Linked DNA regions of Homo sapiens: region 2 is linked to region 1. The links are chromatin contacts, found by Hi-C or POLR2A ChIA-PET in ENCODE. All regions are on one chromosome and are shown on one strand. Each heading gives the region's core, a stretch centred on a gene start or an enhancer-like site at or near the end of the contact. The rest is flanking DNA. Distances are from core to core; before and after follow the strand shown. Region 1 overlaps LINC01812 (long intergenic non-protein coding RNA 1812). Region 2 has its middle 21 kb from the start of LINC01812.

Evidence for each region. Hi-C counts contacts between places; a loop is a spot of excess contacts on that map. ChIA-PET counts read pairs that join two places held with the same protein, here RNA polymerase II (POLR2A). Pooled maps may share reads with other maps.
Region 2: a map of astrocyte of the cerebellum shows a loop between it and region 1 (2.9-fold over the local background). The contact joins two enhancer-like sites. A Hi-C loop is called at or near these places in 3 of 168 maps with a recorded cell type or tissue (DLD1, astrocyte of the cerebellum and endothelial cell of hepatic sinusoid) and 1 of 50 pooled maps. POLR2A ChIA-PET finds 5 or more read pairs at or near these places in 3 of 52 experiments (HEK293, endothelial cell of umbilical vein and naive thymus-derived CD4-positive, alpha-beta T cell).

The regions. Positions count from the first base shown.
Region 1 is chr2:67,796,637-67,799,336 of GRCh38, forward strand. The region is part of intron 2 of LINC01812 (long intergenic non-protein coding RNA 1812); the gene reads right to left. Among named protein-coding and RNA genes, the nearest start is that of LINC01812, 28 kb to the right of the region's middle. Within about 2 kb of position 1,361, at least 3 of the 41 ENCODE cell types and tissues checked have a DNase peak (open chromatin) inside an H3K27ac peak, as active enhancers do.
Region 2 is chr2:67,845,245-67,847,944 of GRCh38, forward strand. No RefSeq gene overlaps it. Among named protein-coding and RNA genes, the nearest start is that of LINC01812, 21 kb to the left of the region's middle. Within about 2 kb of position 1,252, at least 13 of the 41 ENCODE cell types and tissues checked have a DNase peak (open chromatin) inside an H3K27ac peak, as active enhancers do.

The DNA of each region.
Region 1 (2,700 bases), core at 111-2,610:
TTCAATATTAAGAAAATGGTTCCCATTTTTTCTTCATACCCTCTCCCCATCACGCACATACACACACACACACACACACACACACATATACATATACACATGCTGCCCCTGCCCATTTCAGAGTGTCTCCTCCAGCTCCTCAGACCCCTATTCTGGGACATTCTGCACTCCCTTCCCACACCCTCCTCTATAAAATGCACTTTTTAAAATCTTAGCCTCCAGCCTGTATCACCTCTCCCCTCCATATTCACCCATCCCCCATTACCCCTCTTCAGCCTCTATCTTTTTGCAGCTTCCAAAGCTTTTGCATTTACAGCCTCACCCTAGGCACTATCTTTCACCCAACACCTTGTGTCCATTTCCGAAACCCTGTCTCTCCGCTCCCCTCCTTCCCACTCCTGCCCTATGCACATTTTCTCTCCTACACGAGTGCTAGCTCCTTTCCCACAGGTCAGCCAGACTCCCTCATTTGCTGCCCATCCCTAGTCCCCACTGTTTTCCTGATGATTTTTGTTCTCATCCCCTAGAACAGAGATGACCAGCCCCACACCCAATCTTCTCTGGGTCTCCCCTCCTCTGACATCCTCTCCCCTCCTCTGACATCACCAGTCTTTGGCTTTTATTTCTGCTACAATAGAAATATTTTTTCTCTGAGGCCATAGTCTTCTCCAACTTTCGTACTTATCTTTTGTTACCTATGCACTAGTTTCTTTTTTAAATATATTGAAGTGAATAGTTGATTTGAAGGAAAAAATATTAGATAAAAAATTGTTCAGGTAATAAGAGGATGAACCAAAAATTGTGGAGGTGGTCACAGAATAAATGATGGTATCAAATGCTGATGCAGCAGGAGGGGGTGGGCATGTCGAAAAGCAGAATATGTTAAATATTGTGAGAAAAGACCCTGGGGTAGAGATGAGCATGTGGCTACAGGCAGCAGTGGGATTCCAGCACGAGAAGGGTGGAAGGAAGGTTCAGGTAAGACAAAGATGTTTATCCTTTCTAGGTCAAAGCCCATGTTGAAAATCTAATGAAATCTAACAAGTCCTCATAGTAAAATGCCCAAACAAGCAAAAGTTTGCATTTATTTCTGGCACATGGAAGAATTCATGAAGCCTAAAGGGGATGACGTCCAGAGACCTCAGATAGAGAAACATGCTGGGTTTGGGTGCCAGTCCAAAAGGCTTCAATGCCAGAAAATGCAACAAAACTTGGGCTTCATCCAAGTGGCAAGGTGGTATGTGTTTTAGGATGCTCAACTTTGTGTACTTTATATTTTGTGTACACATCTCGTGCCCAGCCTTTAGCAAGACTTTCCGAAATTAATGTTTTGATTCCAGAAACTTCAGGCCAGCAACATTGGCTTGATGCCAGAAAAACCAGCCACTAACATATTTTGAAAATGATGTCGTAGATAGAGTACAGGAAATGATTATCACTGGGCAGATAAAAGGAAAACATCTTAAAAGAGAATATAAACTTTTTAACCTACTCTAGAGGCAACATGTAAAAACGTCTGTGCACCAGAGAAAGAAAATTCAGTGATATGTGTGAGGAGTGGTTTGCATGTGTGTGAGGTTAGAGAAAAAGCCACACGTGGATTGCAAATGTATTCGTTTTATCTACTGAGTGCTATTCTGCCAATCCTGAAACAAGAAGATTACCATTTTTGTGTTTTCAGTGTAATAGTATCAGGTAACACAGATTCATTGGTTGCTACATGCCAAGCACCTCATGTGCATTGTTTCATTTAAACCCCTCCTTTACCCTGTGAGGCAGACACTCATACAAATGAAGTGCTGAGGCCCAGAGAGCTTATGCAAAGAATGGCTAAGTCGCTGTTCTAGAACCTGAAGCTGGGATGAACTAGACCAAGATTAAACCAGGTGGCCTGACTCTGTCAGAGCCTTGCTTCTTAACACCATCCTGGATCCAACAATAGTTCTCTCTCCCCAAAACTGACATGGCTCAAAATCTGAATTCCCCTGTTGGCCCAGTTTCCAACCAGATCCACAAACTGTAATTGGATTATGCAGCTGGAATCTGAGAAACAGGAAAGTGCAAATGGCCAAAATAATGAGCACTCGTTAAACTCCTTGGAAAGAACAACACTGCTTCAAGGCAGTGCCTACAAGCAAGTTTTCCTTGAAGAAAATAACTAAAACGTAATCATTACTTTTAGAGATCTTGGTCGATTTCACCCACTGTCCATTCTTCTGCTTGTTTTCCCAGAGAAAATGCGTAGGTGCTCTCTTATTAAAAATAAACTTGCATCCCAGTCTACCCCAGAGCGAGATCAAATGGCTACCACAGGGAGTGATATGAAAATGGAGTCATTTCTCTGAAATTCCCAAGGGTGCTTTTTTGCTTTTAAGAGCAATGAAGTCACTTTCTGCTAGTAATTTATTATTTCCACCAGTTATTCAAATATTTGTCCACATGTTGAAAAATTAGTCCTTATTCAAACAAGTTTTTGCTTTTAAAGCAAAGGCATTCTAAATGTTCAGTAAAACTGGATTCTAGCAAAGGGATACATATAAAGTAATTAAAGGCACATGCTCACTTTCTTCTTAGATAAGCAAACTAAAAATACAAAAAAAAAATAAAAAAAGCCTACACCTTTCTTCAATAGACATTGGTTTCCCAGATTGCACTGGAGGCCTAAGCTCAAAAAATGAGGTTGGCTTCATCCAAACATCA
Region 2 (2,700 bases), core at 2-2,501, 48 kb after region 1:
CATCAAAAAATACTAACCTAAAAAAAAGCAAGTTATGAAATTATATGAATGTTAACATTAAATGTATATTAAATATGTTTCTGTGGAACAAATAAGAAATCCTTATAATTGAAAATATTTGTATGACAGTCTCTATTTTAGCGACTTTGTATGGCAGTACCATAGTATTTAGAAAATTATTTTCTAATTTACAAGCAGTGAGCCCTGCTGGTTCCTCATCTTCAGCCTTCAGTCTTCACCTAGCATACGTCTTTTGCTCAGAAATGTAACTTCCAGTAACAAGCTGAAATTCCTGCTTCCCAGGAAAACCCACTGAAACCCAAACTCTCAGGGCAACATCTCCTCCTCCACTACAAGCCGTCTGCCTCTATGTCCATCCTACCTGAGGACAACTTGGACCGTTCAGAAACCAAAATGGATGGATTCCTGGAAGCTCCAACCCAACTAAGAAAGAAGCCAGACACCCCCAGCAGCAGATGGTTTAGTCTTACAGTTTTTATTTATTTTCTCTACACACCAGGAGAGGTTAGCTGATCAACTGGTGAGGAAGAGGGGGTGGGGGCTGGCCTTCTCTGCTTAAGAAAATGTCTGTTTGGCAGTGTGGCATTCACACGGGCGAAATGTCACATCTTTTATGCCACCGGTCCAGGGGAAGCCCTGCCAGGGGAGTTTTTATCAGTGTAATTAACACAAAGGCCCCCTTCTGTCTTAAAAACACAAGCCTTGGGGACACCGTAAGATGAACTGGCCATTGTTTCTGCACAGCACAAAAACTCCTTCCCCACTCCCACCCCTCCATCCCATTTATGGGGTTTCATTAAGGCCCACGGGTGTCCCTAACTTATTTATTTAGGAAACACTGTTATTGTCTTAATGTAAACAGAACTCAAGATCAGTTGACAGTTGGAATGGTCCAGCAAAAAGGTTTTCAAAGGCGCCTCCTTGGAAAGGGGTCTCTCCATTCAGCCCCCAGTTCCTGTATCATACTGCCAGCACTGTTCACAAAATAAACAAATGTTTGTTTTACAACATGGCAAAGGGGGCTCCCATTCAACGCTGGCCAGATATGAAAACAAACTTTCACATATAAGGGCTTTTGATACACATGACTTACTTGGATGACAAGGGGCTCGGCTGGGGAGTGCTTAAAGCTTATTAATATTGCACAAAAGACTTTTGTTTATCATTTCGCCGGACTGCCTGGGAATCACAAGACTCAAGCCGCCACCCGGCTGGTGTCCTCGCATTTCAGCAGCCGTAACGTGTGGAGATTGCGAAAGCACTGCTGGTTTGAAGCCAAAAACAACCTCTCCACAGACCCAGGTGAAAGAACTCCAAACTGCCGGCCTCTGAGAACCAGACTTGGAATTTATTAAGAGTAAAGGGCCAAGAGCTCCCCCTACGGGTAGAAAAAAAAATGGATGCCTTGAACCTGCCTGTTTGCAAGGGGGTAACTTCCAGAAAACGTGGAACCCACAGCCTGACATTTCTTCTAGGGACATTTCTTCTTCTATTCAAAAAGCCTGGGTCTCTGGAGAACAACTTTTCCTTTTTCTAGTTGACCAGCTCTATTCCCAGAACGTCTAACGAGACATTAGCACTCTAAAACACTCATGATCAAAAATCAGTCCTTTAAAAAATAATAATAATAATCAGTTATTTAGGCACTGGTTTGTTAAACTGGGAAGGGAATAGAGTAAATCAGATACGATCTCTGCCCTCTAGACTTACTCTGTCCAATACAGGAGTCACCAGCCACGAGTGGCTATTGGCCACTTAAAATGTGGCTAGTCCAAATTGGGATATTCTGTAAAAAAAAAAAAAAAAAAAAAAAAAAAAATGTATAAAATATCTCATTGATTTTTCACATTGACCACATGTTGAAATGATAGTATTTGGGATAAATTGGGGTAAATTAAATATATTAAAGTCAATTTCACCTTTTTTAATGTGGCTGCTAGAAAATTTTAAATTATGCATCATACACATTAGATCATATTTCTACTGGACAGTGCTGTCTAGACAGTTATATAATTATTAAGGCTTGTAAAAAATAGTGAAATCTTTAGCCCATGATATTAGTGATTTGTGCCAGCTGAGTTGATTTTTTTCTTAAGTACATTTATTCAATTCATTTACCAGAATCTCCTGAAAAAAGGGGAAAGTTAAAAAAAAAAAAATACACACACACTATGGCAGGCTTCCCTGCAAATTTTAGTTTGTTTTATTTAAATCTCAGCAAAATGGAAGTAAAGACTAGGGTTTGGGTTAAGGTCACATATGTTGAAAAAAAAAAAAAAGGTTTCAAAAGGAAATATGTATTTTATCTTTACAAACCCCTTCCTTCTGGCTATACTCTTTGTGTATTTAACTACAAGTAATTCCAAGAGGAAAAAATTCCTTCTACCAGAACCATCTTGCAAATTTGTTTTCAGGTCATTAGACAGAAGACATTTACTTTTTCCCTCCTCTCACAACTTCACCTACCTACTCAATCCCGGTTTTTAAGCAAATTTGGGATATGTAAGATAAATAGGATTATGTGAGTAATATGTGGCCCTAAATATAGTCAGACCACCAACTTACCATAGCATTTAGACAACCCACTGAAAACTCACTAATGGTGGCAACGTTGCCATCCTAATTTCTGAATTCAGTTTAAATTGCACCAGCAGCTGCCTTTGATAAACATACTCAGAT